Regions from separate parts of the Homo sapiens genome. Here all the other regions are linked to region 2. A link is a contact called in ENCODE Hi-C or POLR2A ChIA-PET data. All regions are on one chromosome and are shown on one strand. The core of a region is the stretch at or near the end of the contact, and the rest is flanking DNA. Distances in the headings are between cores, read along the strand shown.

The links. Hi-C counts contacts between places; a loop is a spot of excess contacts on that map. ChIA-PET counts read pairs that join two places held with the same protein, here RNA polymerase II (POLR2A). Pooled maps may share reads with other maps.
Region 1: a map of vagina shows a loop between it and region 2 (7-fold over the local background). The contact joins two enhancer-like sites. A Hi-C loop is called at or near these places in 2 of 168 maps with a recorded cell type or tissue (cardiac septum and vagina) and 6 of 50 pooled maps.
Region 3: a loop to region 2 is called in a pooled map, with 2.4 times the contacts of the local background. The contact joins two enhancer-like sites. A Hi-C loop is called at or near these places in 1 of 168 maps with a recorded cell type or tissue (CD4-positive, alpha-beta T cell) and 4 of 50 pooled maps. POLR2A ChIA-PET finds 5 or more read pairs at or near these places in 2 of 52 experiments (activated B cell and activated CD4-positive, alpha-beta T cell).
Region 4: a loop to region 2 is called in a map of Calu3, with 3 times the contacts of the local background. The contact joins two enhancer-like sites. A Hi-C loop is called at or near these places in 5 of 168 maps with a recorded cell type or tissue (Calu3, PC-9, cardiac septum and 2 more) and 5 of 50 pooled maps. POLR2A ChIA-PET finds 5 or more read pairs at or near these places in 1 of 52 experiments (OCI-LY7).

Annotation. Positions count from the first base shown.
Region 1 is chr3:177,722,240-177,725,510 of GRCh38, forward strand. All of the region lies in intron 3 of LINC00578 (long intergenic non-protein coding RNA 578), which reads left to right. Among named protein-coding and RNA genes, the nearest start is that of LINC02015, 93 kb to the right of the region's middle. Within about 2 kb of position 1,897, at least 21 of the 41 ENCODE cell types and tissues checked have a DNase peak (open chromatin) inside an H3K27ac peak, as active enhancers do.
Region 2 is chr3:177,049,587-177,052,633 of GRCh38, forward strand. It overlaps TBL1XR1 (TBL1X/Y related 1), which reads right to left. Exons shown (of 16, transcript NM_024665.7): 5 at 1,918-2,140; 6 at 892-1,024; 7 at 411-552. Among named protein-coding and RNA genes, the nearest start is that of TBL1XR1-AS1, 14 kb to the left of the region's middle. Within about 2 kb of position 1,390, at least 4 of the 41 ENCODE cell types and tissues checked have a DNase peak (open chromatin) inside an H3K27ac peak, as active enhancers do.
Region 3 is chr3:177,692,917-177,696,049 of GRCh38, forward strand. The region is part of intron 3 of LINC00578 (long intergenic non-protein coding RNA 578); the gene reads left to right. Among named protein-coding and RNA genes, the nearest start is that of LINC02015, 120 kb to the right of the region's middle. Within about 2 kb of position 1,520, at least 2 of the 41 ENCODE cell types and tissues checked have a DNase peak (open chromatin) inside an H3K27ac peak, as active enhancers do.
Region 4 is chr3:177,613,626-177,616,982 of GRCh38, forward strand. The region is part of intron 2 of LINC00578 (long intergenic non-protein coding RNA 578); the gene reads left to right. Among named protein-coding and RNA genes, the nearest start is that of LINC00578, 170 kb to the left of the region's middle. Within about 2 kb of position 1,571, at least 9 of the 41 ENCODE cell types and tissues checked have a DNase peak (open chromatin) inside an H3K27ac peak, as active enhancers do.

The DNA of each region.
Region 1 (3,271 bases), core at 647-3,146, 670 kb after region 2:
TTGTCTACTCTGGCTGTGAAGAACAGACACTATTACTGGCTCTGGGTAAGTTCTGGGCACTGATCCCTCAAATCTTTTTGGGTAATTTTCTCATTCTCATTTGCTCATCAGTACTTAGCTGAATACTTGATGGAGACTCTCTGCAAATCTTGAAAGTTTTCTCTCTGGCTTCTCTGGACTCTCATCTCCTTTTCCTCAACTCAGATAGTCTGGCTGCTCTGCCTGGATTCCCTTTCCCTGCAGCACAGCCTGGAATCTTTCTCCAGGGAGTACGCTGGGGGCATTTGCAGGACTCATCTCCTTTGTTCCACATGTCTCAGGAATCACGATCCTTCTTTGCACAATGTCAAATATCTTGAGAGCTGGTTTTTCCAGCTTTTTATTTGTTTCAGGTGGGAAGATAAAATGGATCTATGTTATTTTATCTTTGCTGGAATGCATAGTGTTAATATAGTATATTGTGTTATAGACATAAAGCTACTTCATGCATGCTATTTTTCCCTAGAATGCATAAAGAGGACTCCCTTCTGTAAGCAAAACTAGTTAGCATCAGCATACAACAGATGAATTTAGACATCTGCAAAAATAACTCTATCTTAGAGGACTGTTAGTAAATAAGTTATTGAAGAAGGCTTAGGGAATATGCGGGTCCAATTAAGATTACCATAGTATATCTTCAGAAATTATAGGTAACTAAAGAAACTGCAGTATGATCAATGGAGATGTAACTTGTCTATCTGAAGTAATTTTGAATCGTATTTCTTTATCTATGATGCCTGCCTTCTACCCTAGATTTTTAAGCTCCTTCATGACAAAGGCATAACTCTATTGTCTTTGTTTTAAAACCAACTTCTAGCATGGGGCATAGGAATGTTTTAAATGCTCTCCTAGATGATTCTGATATGCCTACATGTTGACTATAATACTAGTTGAAGAGATATTTATTATTAGAGACACTGCAAACTGTAGCAATATATTTTTTTCATTCAGCAATTATTTACTGAAGGCTTTCTATGTACCAAGCACTAAACAGGTAACCAAAAAGTATGGAATAAATATAATATACAGCCACTTTTCTCAGAATGCTTACTATCTAGTCGAGGAAACAAACATACCTAAAACAATTGGGACCAAACACAAGCTGTGTATACTTAGCTCCTGAATGGAGTGGAGTAATTATATATTATATAAACATTCAGTGAAGTGGAATCAGTTCAGGCTTGCTTGAGTAGACAAGGCAGATTTTCTCAGAATAATTTTTTCTTTTTTCAAATATAATATTCTGGATGTTTAAGAACATTCTTACTTGCTAGATCCAGGTCTCTTTGTCCTCATTTTTGAGATGAATTAGTGGAGAATATGAAAACTAGTTTATTCAGAACACTTGGTGTTAAATATTTCTAACGGTGTTTCAATAATAAATTTACCATCCTCGTCAATGTCTGGAAGTTCTCTTCTTGGCAATTAATTTTTTTCAGCCAAAAGAGCATATCTGATAGCATTATTATTATTTTACTAAATATGAAAATATGAGGGATATCTTACATTTAAAACTAATTGCTTAAAGTGTTTTTTTGAGACATGTAACTTTTTAATACGCTTTTAAGGGGTTTTTGCTATCTATCTATCTATCTATCTATCTATCTATCTATCTATCTATGTATCTATCTATCTATGTATCTACCTACCTATCCATCTATCTATCTGTCAGAAAACCAAGAAATAATTTTGTTTGGGGTAGTAACAGTTAAAGACCAAATAGCGTTCCAGATCAGAAATGTAAGCCAATCTCTCTTCCTGCCCGTATTATCCACTTCCTTCCTGAAATATCATTTGTAAGGCCTGTACACTTGCTCAACGGCCCTTGCCTTCTCTGGCAACTGTAGCTGGAGGACTTTTAAAATAGAAGCAGGGCGCAGCACGTCTTGTCCAAGGAACAGCAGTGTCTGCACTTAGTGCTTGATGCCCCAAGCAGCTGTCTAAGTTGCTTGCCCCCAAACTGCCTTTGGATAGAAGTAAACAAAAGTGGATATCCAATGGAGCATATTTAAAACTGACCTCTGAGGCTATTTTAAGCAGATTGTAATTTTGCAAAAGGCATGGCCCTATTCCAAATGTTTATTTAGTGTTGAACAGTCTCCAATTGGCTGGTTGCTCCACTTTTTTGATGGTGTTAAAGACATTAAGAAAGATGCCAATAATAGATGCTGGATTTGCACTCGACCAGGGGCCCAGCAATTCATTTTGTTGAGTGCCAGATGAAACATTCACTTCAGGGAGAGAGAGGCAAGTAAATCTGGTGATATGGAAACTGGTTTTTATGGCAACCACTATTACCTCCACCCCTCACACCCCAACAGGAAACTCGTTTTGTGAAGATCTTTCCTATGGCCTTCTAAGTTCCTGCCAACATAATTCTTTTTCATAGAATAAATACTATGTGCAAAGCAGTTGGCTAAATTTTAGCATATAGCCTCCTTGTGTCCTTATAACAACTGTAAGAAGCAGATAATATTCCTCTCAATTTAGAGATGAGGAAACTGCAGTGCAGAGGCCTCCAACTATGAGGTTGAAATGAAGATATGACCCAAGGTCTCTTGGGTTCCAGAAGTTGCTTTCATTTTATTTCATGAAATATCCATGTGAATAGAATTCCCCTTCCTCCATGTATGTATTTGTGATGCAGTAATTCTTTTTCTATCTACTTATCCCTGATATGAATTTTGGCACCAGGATGTGACAAAATGAGTACCTGGGGTTGAATCTTATATTTTTTAAAGCAAACGGTAGCAATTTATTGTGCAAAAGGAAGAGCCCTTCTGAAGAATGTACATGTGAATATATTTCCCTATGTGTATTTAGAACAAAAAAAACCTCAACAACAACAACACCACCACCACCCCAAAAAAACCAAACCCTGGCTTTGCATATCATTTCGCCTTAATCCACTTGCCTTTGTGCTCCAAATGTCAATTTGCTTCTAGAAAAAACTTCTCCAAATAGAACCTTGGATTGAAAGAGCCATGGGTTAAATTACTGGCACAGTTGACTACTAAAATTAGTCCCTGTGTGGAGAAGGAAGATTTCTCCAGCCTTGCTCCTTAACCCAGTTTTGTCTAACTTCCTCTTCTCCTCTTCCCTTTTTATCTAAGGTGGTTGGGTCTCTTTCCCTGAGGGAAGTGAATAGTCATTTCTGACACAGCTCCCTGGCCCTTCTGTCCCTAATATCTAGAGCTACCTCCAAAGGCAAATTATTGTAAATGAAAATACC
Region 2 (3,047 bases), core at 140-2,639:
TTTTGCTACACAGAATTCTTTTATCCCCTAAGGACTCGGTTGTTATAGATTTAGTATGTTGTTTGTTATTATGGTAAGAATTTTCACCTATTATCTCAAATATTTAGGTACCATTTTCACACTTCTACTTGACATTTAAAGAAAATGAAGTACAGAGTAAAAAGTAACAATTTAACCAAGGATATGCTGTGGGATACACTGAAGAGCTGGATGTTGAACCTTGGTCTGACTAAGGCAAGTCTGTGTCCCACAGTGGGGGAGAGGGCTGGCAGGGGACGACTCCCGGTTTGTTGTTACTAGTTAATAAAACCCCAAATTCTGAACAAATAGACAAACCCTGCCGTGAGTATGAGGCTCTGAGGGTTAGGTATACTAGTAATTATATCCATCATGGATATAGTGATACTCACATTCCAATCTAGAGATGTGACATCCTTGTTGCTTGGAACATCTTGCCCTCCTTCTCGTATACAATGTCTAAGTACTAACTGTGTAGAGCCACTGGTGCTGTTCTCACTAAGATTCCATATTCTTGCTGTTGAGTCTCCAGACCTATAAAAGTATGCAATATATTTTAGATCCTCATGACATTCTCACGTATCAGAACAAGGCAACATATTTACATCTGAATATTAATAAGGCAAATAAAAACGACTATCACGAATTTTCATTTCCAGTATTTTTCCCATTCTACACGTTGGGACCCCCAAGCATTCTCGAAATAGTAAGTTTAATTAAAAATTCTACAATTACTTCATGAAGGAATAAAAAATTTACAGAGACAAAATGGCCACAACTAAGCAACAACAGAAAACCTGAATAATGCATATGTTTATAAAATGTTCAATAAGATATTTTTAAGTCATTTTAGTATCACTTTGAGAAACATACCCTGATGCTAGGAGATCACTAACAGGGTTCCAGGCACAGATAAAAACTTCAGATTCATGGCCCCGCAACACAACAGCTTTATTAGGAGGGATTTCAACATCCCCATCCACTTCCATCATATCAGTATGATTATCTGCATCGTGAAACACAAGTAAGCATTTCCAGTTAGGCAGTATTACAACATGGTGGATGGGTGATTTCTTAACTAGCAAATACCTTCCTTTATCGCACACAGTGTAACATTTTTCAATTATATCCAGTTAAGCTGAACATGACTACACAGTCTTAGTCACACAGAAAATAAATTCTTATCTTTAATTAAGTATTGACCACATACTTTTTTTTTAGAGGGGTGGGGGTGGGAGTGGGATGGGAGACTTTAAATGATTAGACCTAAACATGGATAAAACGATAAAATGGTTTGAATTAAATATAATGTCTATCAGTACTATTCTGAGTTTCTGCCAGTAGGGGTTGCTGATATCATTCATATAACATGAGTTGCCTTTTATCTCGATGTCAGAGCTCTATGGTTATTTGTTGATAACTAGTATTACAAATTTTATTTAGAAATCAAATGTAGATGTAAAAATTCATTTAACAATGGGAAAAGGGTTTCTAGATATTTTAAAAAGAAAATAAAAGTAAATCTAGCTTTTTGGAGCTTTAGGAATAAAAATCTGAATTGAACTGTGTGATACAAGTTAGGGAAACAAGTTGGTGCAAGTTAACAGATGAAATTATTTCAGCATAGAAGATGGGGCATTTCTTCTGAGAAAAAATTTTTAAAAATTCTTGTCTCCTGGGACCTTCCTGGGGGGTGGAGGGTGGGAGGAAGAGGAGGATCAGAAAAAATAACTATTGGGCACTAGGCTTAGTACCTGGGTGATGAAATAGTCTGTACAACAAACCCCTGTGATATGAGTTCATCTATATAACAAACCTGCACATGTACCCCGAATTAAAAGTTTAAAAAAATAAATAAATAAACCATGTAATTAAAAAAAAATTCTTGTCTGAGCTCACTTGCTATAGTATGTGCTCCATTCTCCTCCCCATTTGCTGTGTTTTCTCCATTTTTTGCAGATCCTTGTTGGCTGGCTGCAGCTGCGGCAGCTGCAGCAGCTGCTGCCTGTTGCTGTGCAAGCTTATCTCTATAAGCTTGTTGTCTTGTTTGTACTACATCAGGCATTACGGCATCTATCAGGGACAGAGACTCTATTGGTCGACCATCAAACAAGGTACCATCCTGGATTTGGAAAATTGTGAGAGAAGAAAAATCAAAGGCAATATTTAAAGTTATTTGTATTTATACAAAATCAGAAATGAAATGAAAATCTTCGTTCCTAAAAAAACATTTTTAGGAACTTTCTGAATTCATATAAGAAGTCCGGAGGGAATAAAGAAACTACAAGCAGCAACTGGAAATGACTGCTTACATTTTCCTTTTCATTTAATTCATACTATTATTACAGTATAGAGCTGTACAGATAGAGCTGAAATGAAAGAGATAATAAGATGTAGGCCGAGCTGATAAAAAGGCTTATTAATTAGATTCTGAAATTCTGTTAGTCAAAGCAACAAACAATATGGAATATAGTTCATATAATGATCAGAGGCCTGGTGCCCCATTATAGTAAATACATCTTTTAAAAAACTAAAAACTTTGAGCTGAAGAGTTTCTTGTGATTTGATTCAAATATTAAAGCAGAAACAGACTTCATGGGGCTATAGTGCTCTTGAATATTAGGGAGTTATTAAAATTTCCAAAGCTCTACTTATTGATATTAGGAAGTTCCTAATAAAGAGTTCTCCAAGTAAGCACAAGAAGAGACACAAACACAGAACAAGTCAGAAATACAAACAGTACAAATTAGCTGGGAACATGCATATGTGAAGTCTGGTTCACTTAAACTGGTAAACATGTACCAGTGACAATCTACAGTGTTATTGCAGGGTACTGTGAGCTGCAAAAACACAGCCTGTCTTTCTAAACTGTCCATTGTAATGTAATATTTCAGGAACAGGAGAAAGTATTTTAACTTATAAATAATTTTTAAGATACTAAACCCAACACAGATACACTGTGGAATAAGCGCCATGTCAAATTTACACACATTTTAAGAAAAAATTTAGTTTTGCGTTACTGGATGGTC
Region 3 (3,133 bases), core at 270-2,769, 640 kb after region 2:
AGGCAGCTATAACACAATGAAAAACATTTTTCCTATCTAAACATAGAGAAGGTACAGTAAAAATATGGCATAAAAGACAAAAAAATGGTATACTTGTACCTGCAGGGTAGTTACCATGAATGAAACTTGTAAGAGTGGGAGTTGTTCTGGGTGAGTGAGTGGTGAGTGAATGTGAAGGACTAGGACATTACTATACACTTCTGCAGACTTTATAAATACTGTATACTTAGGACACACTAAATGTATTAAAACATTTTCTTTCTTTAAATTAATCTGAGCTTACTGTAAATTTTTAAACTTTATAAACTCTTTAATTTTTAAAAAAGCCTTTTTACTCTTGTAGTAACACTTAGCTTAAAAGCCAAGTACATTGTACAACTATATAAGAATATTTTCTTTTTGTATCCTTATTCTATTTTTAAAATCTTTATTTTTACTTTTGCAACTTGTTGTTGTTAAAAACGAAGACACAAGCACACACATTAGCCTAGGTCTATACAGAGTCAGGATCATCAATATTACTGTCTTCCAACTCCACGCCGTGTATCTCAGGGAGGTCAGAGGCAATAACATGCACAGAGCTGTCATCTTGTGTGATAACAGTGCCTTCTTCTGAAATGCCTCTTGAAGGACCTGCCTGAGGCTATTTTACAGTTAACTTTTTCCTCTAATAAGTAGAGAAAGCATACTCTAAAAAAACAGTAAAATATGTAGGGTAGTAAATATATAAACCAGTAATATAGTGGTTTATTATCATTACCCAGTATAATGTGCTGTACGTAACTATGTGCTAGACATTTATACAATTGGCAGCACAGTAGGTTTGTTTACACCAGCCTCCCCACAAACATGTGACTAATGAATTGTACTAGGACATTGTGATGGCTGCGGTGTCACTAGACAATAGGGATTCTTCAGCTTCATTATAATCTTATGGGACCTCTGTTGTATATGAGGTCCGTTGTTGACTGAAGTGTTTTAATGCAGTGTGTGACTGTCTGTAGATGATCTTGAATAAAATCGTGCTGACATATGGAAACTCTTGGTGGTCTGGGGAGAGGGATAATGGGAAGCATGGAGTAAACAATGGGATTCTAATTTGGCCTGCTGATTTTCTTGGTTTTGCATCTGCAAATTATATTCTACCTAATTGACTTACCAACAAAGGGTTTGTTGAGGAGTAATTTGTTTAATGTTTTAAAAATGTTACATAGATGCTAAGTGTTATTACAGATATAGGTTTCTAAGGAAGAACCAAAAATAAGCCACACTAAAGCTATGTTTTTTATTCCTGAGCAAAAGCTTTAGTTAAATGTCTCCTGGAAAGTGGCACTTTGCCCCCAACTCAAATGTCACTCTTTTCTCCTGTTTTACTCAGGAAAACCTCAAATACATCGTGTGGGTGATACTGAAGGATGTCAGGATCAAAGTGCATTTAAAGTTGCTAAGAGGAAGCAGATGTTCTTAGCTGGGCAAAAGATTCTCAGAGTTTCCAGTGAAATATAAACTTCTTGAAGGCCCCATGGGATCATGCCTTAAAATGTCGTGCTTTTGTTTATGCCTCCCATATGCAAAACAGTGGTGAAATGTGTGGTTCTGTGAGAGACAGAGGAAAGTAAATGAGCTAGAAACAATAAGGAACTCTGTACTTCGAAAAAAATTGGAACGGATGTTATCCTTAAAAAAAAAAAACACTAGAGCAGATAAGAATAGTCATTTCCCTCAATTCTGTGTGTGTGTGTGTGTGTATGTGTGTGTGTGTGTGTGTGTGTGTGTGTGTATACATATATATATCTTTAAAGATCTATCTCTGAATTACCCTCTTTGGCTGGATTACCAATTAGTTTTCTTCAAGACTTTCTGCTCTCGTGTATTTCCAAATAGAAGTTTCTTCTTAATTCCCCCATGAATTGTAACTTTTTCACTACAGCTGCTAACCAAGAAATAGTTGCAAAGGAGAGAATAGTTGGTGGCTTTTAAGCTTGTGCTGAAATCCATATGAAACTAATGCTTTGAAGAATGATGCCAATGCAGATAATTATATTTTCAGCCAGAAAAAAAGGTAAAAAGACCTGCATTCCTCCCTGATCACAGTGGCATCGAGTAGTTGACCCTATAGAGAAATGCTAAAGAAATGTAATGTTTTGTATATCTTATTTTCTTAAACTTGAGGACAATGTAAGTCCAGGGAGATGAGATATCATACAAGATTCAAGACCAGCCTAAACATGAGAAGGGAAGCTAGGAAACAACTTGAACATTCTTGGTTCTTGAATTTTTGTAGAATGATGTATCTATTGAGGTCAAAAGTTAGAGTGAAAAACTTGTTTTTTATGTTTACTCTTTCTAGATAAATCATTGAAGAATTAATTGGTCAAACTTGAAGTATAATTATAATAATGATTATGGTGTTTAAATACACAAGGTATTTTATTTGCCATATACTTTGTGGAAATTTATAAATTTAGGAATAGATTCTGGTGTCATCATTGGGAACTAAGGCAAGTATGAATAGGTTTAGAGAAAGAGAGGACTGATCTTCTTTGAAAACCATAGGATATTTATTTATCTTTGAGCTTGTAGGAAGGCCGGCTGGCTTGCATTTTGTGGGGTGGAGGGAGGAAAGTTTATTTAGGATATGCCAAGCAACTACATACGTAAGTAATAACAGGTATCTTAGACTAGAAGCAGCTCATCCTAGGAACCAAGTTTTAACCACATTTCTGTATACAGGCCTGACAGAGAGATGGTAAAGATCTTTTGCATGGATGAATGCCTGCCTATTACATATGAGGTCACAGGGCAGAATTAATGGCTCATCTTTGAAATAGTGGCTGGTTACTGTCTTGTCTTTTCACTTCATCCCAAGAAATTGGATGAATTATTCCACCTTGTCAAGAAGAGTGTCGTAGAGTCATAGAATGTTAGAGTTGGGAGGTACTCTCACTACTTCATTTTTAAGAAAAATTTAGGTTAGTGTAATGCTGAAGTTTGGGCTTCTATTGATCCCATCTCTCCTATTGAACATAGTTTCCAATAGGAGATTTTTCAGTCCTTTCATCTCTCATCCTCTACCCCTTTTTGGATTCCCCAGTGTCTATTGTTCCCATCTTTATGTCCATGTGTACACAAT
Region 4 (3,357 bases), core at 321-2,820, 560 kb after region 2:
CTCTCAATTTCTGAACTTATTTCATATGGAGTAATAATGAGAGCTGGCTCTTGGATCATATTTTGAGTATCTTTTGTCAGATACTCTCAGGTGAATTAGTCTCCCTGTTACCTGCATTCACACAGAACTGTCTATACTTTTACCATGGCAAATTGTATTAGAGCTGTTTAGGTTGCTCTGCCTGTTCCATTTTAAACTTTAGGAGGACAAGAGCTTTTTTGAGTCTGTCTCCCTCATCTTGGCCCCTCTGGGCCTATTTGCCAATGAAAGGGGTTTAGTCAATGTTGGATTTTCAGCACTGTTCCCAGGAGGTGTCAGGAGCAGGAGGATTCAGAATCATTTTGCCATAGTGGTAGCCTTCAAGGAGTTTATAGTAATGTTAAATAGAAGATTAATGTTAAAAGAGAAACTTTAGCAGATTAAACCTTTAAAGAGTTTATTTGGGCAGACAGCAATTCATGAATTGGACAGCTCTAGACTGGAAGTGGTTCAGGGCTTCAGCAGAGGTGGTTGATGGAAAAGCTTTTACAGGGTGAATGAGAAAGCAGAGCAAAGAAATTATTTGATTGGTTGAAGTTTGGAAAATTGCCCTATTTGGACTATCTTGGTGGGAAGTTCAAGACAATAATCAATGCCCAGTTGGCTATGTGATTGGTTGAGCTTAAGTTTCATTTCTTTTAAATTAGCCTCTTGCATGAAATGAGGCTGAGCTAGGTTTTAGTTTCCTTAGGTAGGAACCCAGGGTTCCTGTCTAATGGCTTCTCATTTTATTATTTCAATGTTAACTTGCATAAATATATAGCAGATAGTACACAACAAATAATTGCTGAAGTTTGTGATACATCTTATGAAAATGTAGGTAGAAAATAAGGTGCCCAGTGAATGCTGGGCCAGACTTAGATTTCAGTCTATAACTTGAGAGAGACCTTCCCATTGAAGATGGCAGCCCTAAGTGGTTGTTTATATGGACAATGTACTCTGTGCTTTAGTTTGCTCCTCTTTCAATTGAGGGGTTCAATTAAGGGATCCCCTTAATTTCCATGGCCATATGATTCAGAAGTGTCAACAATGGAATAATCTACTATGTATATAGTTTGTAGAAAATAGTTAGAATGCACATATTTTTTCATCTTTTTTTTCCCAACCTGCCTAGGTGAAAATCTAACTTGGACATACTTCTTTATAGCAACATCTCTATAGATACAAATGACAATTTAGATCCAATTTATCACTTACTCATGTTAACTAATGTTCACTCCAGTCAGCTATATTGAAAATATTAAAATAATTAAACAAATTTCTGGGAGTTTGTGATAATGGGATTTGACTGGTTCTTCCTTTGGTATTTTCTGTGATGTTTCTCCTTCATTTTATTGCCAAAGTCAGAGGGATTGTTATAGTATAGGCCTGAAGCCTGCTTTCAGGATCTGTGCAGAACCAACCAACCAAGAGAGCCTTTTATTTTGTCCCCCAGTTGACCTCCTTCCAGATATGCTGAGTCCATTTCCCTGAAATGACTGAGCGGGGAGAGGTAACTGCAGCTGTGTTTGGATACCTTCTTTCTCTCCCTTGGCTCCAGCCCAGGGAAACGCACACACTCTTTCACAATCACACAAACCACTTCATTATCATATTTTTGAGGATGTTGGCCAGGGGAAAGGGCAGACCAGTCAGTAGGCTGGAAAGTTAGAAATGTGTGTGTTTATTTTTCCCTCCCCTCTCCACTGTGCTATTGGAACTGGTATAGAAAGGGAATAGTCATTCACAGTTGCCCCTTTTCAGGAGGGTGAAGTTCAGAGGAAGAAATGTTTGCATAGACATTTGATAATCATAATAAAAAGACCATTAGAAGCTCATTGATTAAACAGTTACTGCAGATTTCAACTACAACTTAGAACTGTTTTTTTTGTTTTTGTTTTTGTTTTTTTTTTTTTTTTAGACAAGGTCTCTCTCTGTTTCCTAAACTGAGTGCAGTGGCATGATCATGGCTCATTGCAGCCTCAACCTCCTGGCCTCTTGGGCTCAAGCAATCCTCCTACCTCAGCTTCCCGAGTAGCTGGAAGCACAAGCATGTGCTACCATGCCTGGCTAATTTTTTAATTTTTTGTAGAGATGGGAGTCTCCCTATGTTGCCCAGGCTGGTCTTGAACTACTGGGCTCAAATGATCCTTCTGCCTCGGTCTCCCAAAATGTTGGGATTTATAGGCATGAGCCACTGCACCTCACTAGATACTTAGGTACTTTGGAAAGAGGAGCCCAGATGGGCAAATGTATTAAGGGTTTGTCATTTATGATTGGCACTAGAGCTGTATCACATAGTGTGGAAGAAAATTAAATTAATTCTCTCCCTGTAAATGTGCTTTGTAAAATTTTAATGTGCTATGTAAATAAGTTGGTAATGTTTTCAATGCATAAAGCTGTAGCTTAGATTCAATGAATGTTTATTTTTAACTTATGAAGTGAGATTGTAGCTCATTTTATGAAAGAGGCTAACAAACCTTTGGATGTATAAATTCTGATATATCTATTGAACAAGGTATATGTTTTATTCAATGATCCGATATTGGTGACCTACTATGTGAAAATTACTTGAATAATGATAGTGAATACTTTTATGATACTATGGTTTACATGCTGTTCTTACATGGCATTAATTTATTTTGCCTCTATGAATACTATCGGTTATCACCTCCTGCAGATGAGGAAACAAAGGTATGGTTGTCTTTGACTTGGTTTTAGCGATGGAATTATAGGTTTCAAAAAATAGCATGGGAGTGCAGAGGGAAATCTAGGAGGCAGGATCTGAGTTGTGAACATTAGGAAGTTGCTAGACAAATGCTACGGTTTGAACGTGTCCCCCAAAAGTTCATGTGTTGGAAATGTAATCTCAATGCAACAGTCTTGGAAGGTGGGGCCTCACAGGAGGTAATTAGGTCAGGAGGGCTCTATCCTCATGAATGGCTTAATATTGTTATTGCAGGAGTGGATTAGTTATTGCGAGAGTGGGTTTGTCGTAAAAGCAAGTTCTGCTGCATCACTGTCTTGCTCTTTCTCCCTCTCTGTCACATGCACTCTATGAGAAATACATTTCTTTTCTTTTCTTTTCTTTTTTTTTTTGAGATGGATCCTTCCTCTGTCGCCCAAGCTGGAGTGCAGTGGCCCGATCTCAGCTCACTGCAACCTCCACCTCCTGGGTTCAAACAATTCTCCTGCCTCAGCCTCCCAAATAGCTGGGATTACAGGCGCCCGCAACCATGCCCAGCTAATTTTTGTATTTTTAGTAAAGACAGGGTTTCACCATGTTCGCCAGGCTGATCTCAAACCCCTGACCTCAGGCGATCCACCCGCCTTGGCCTT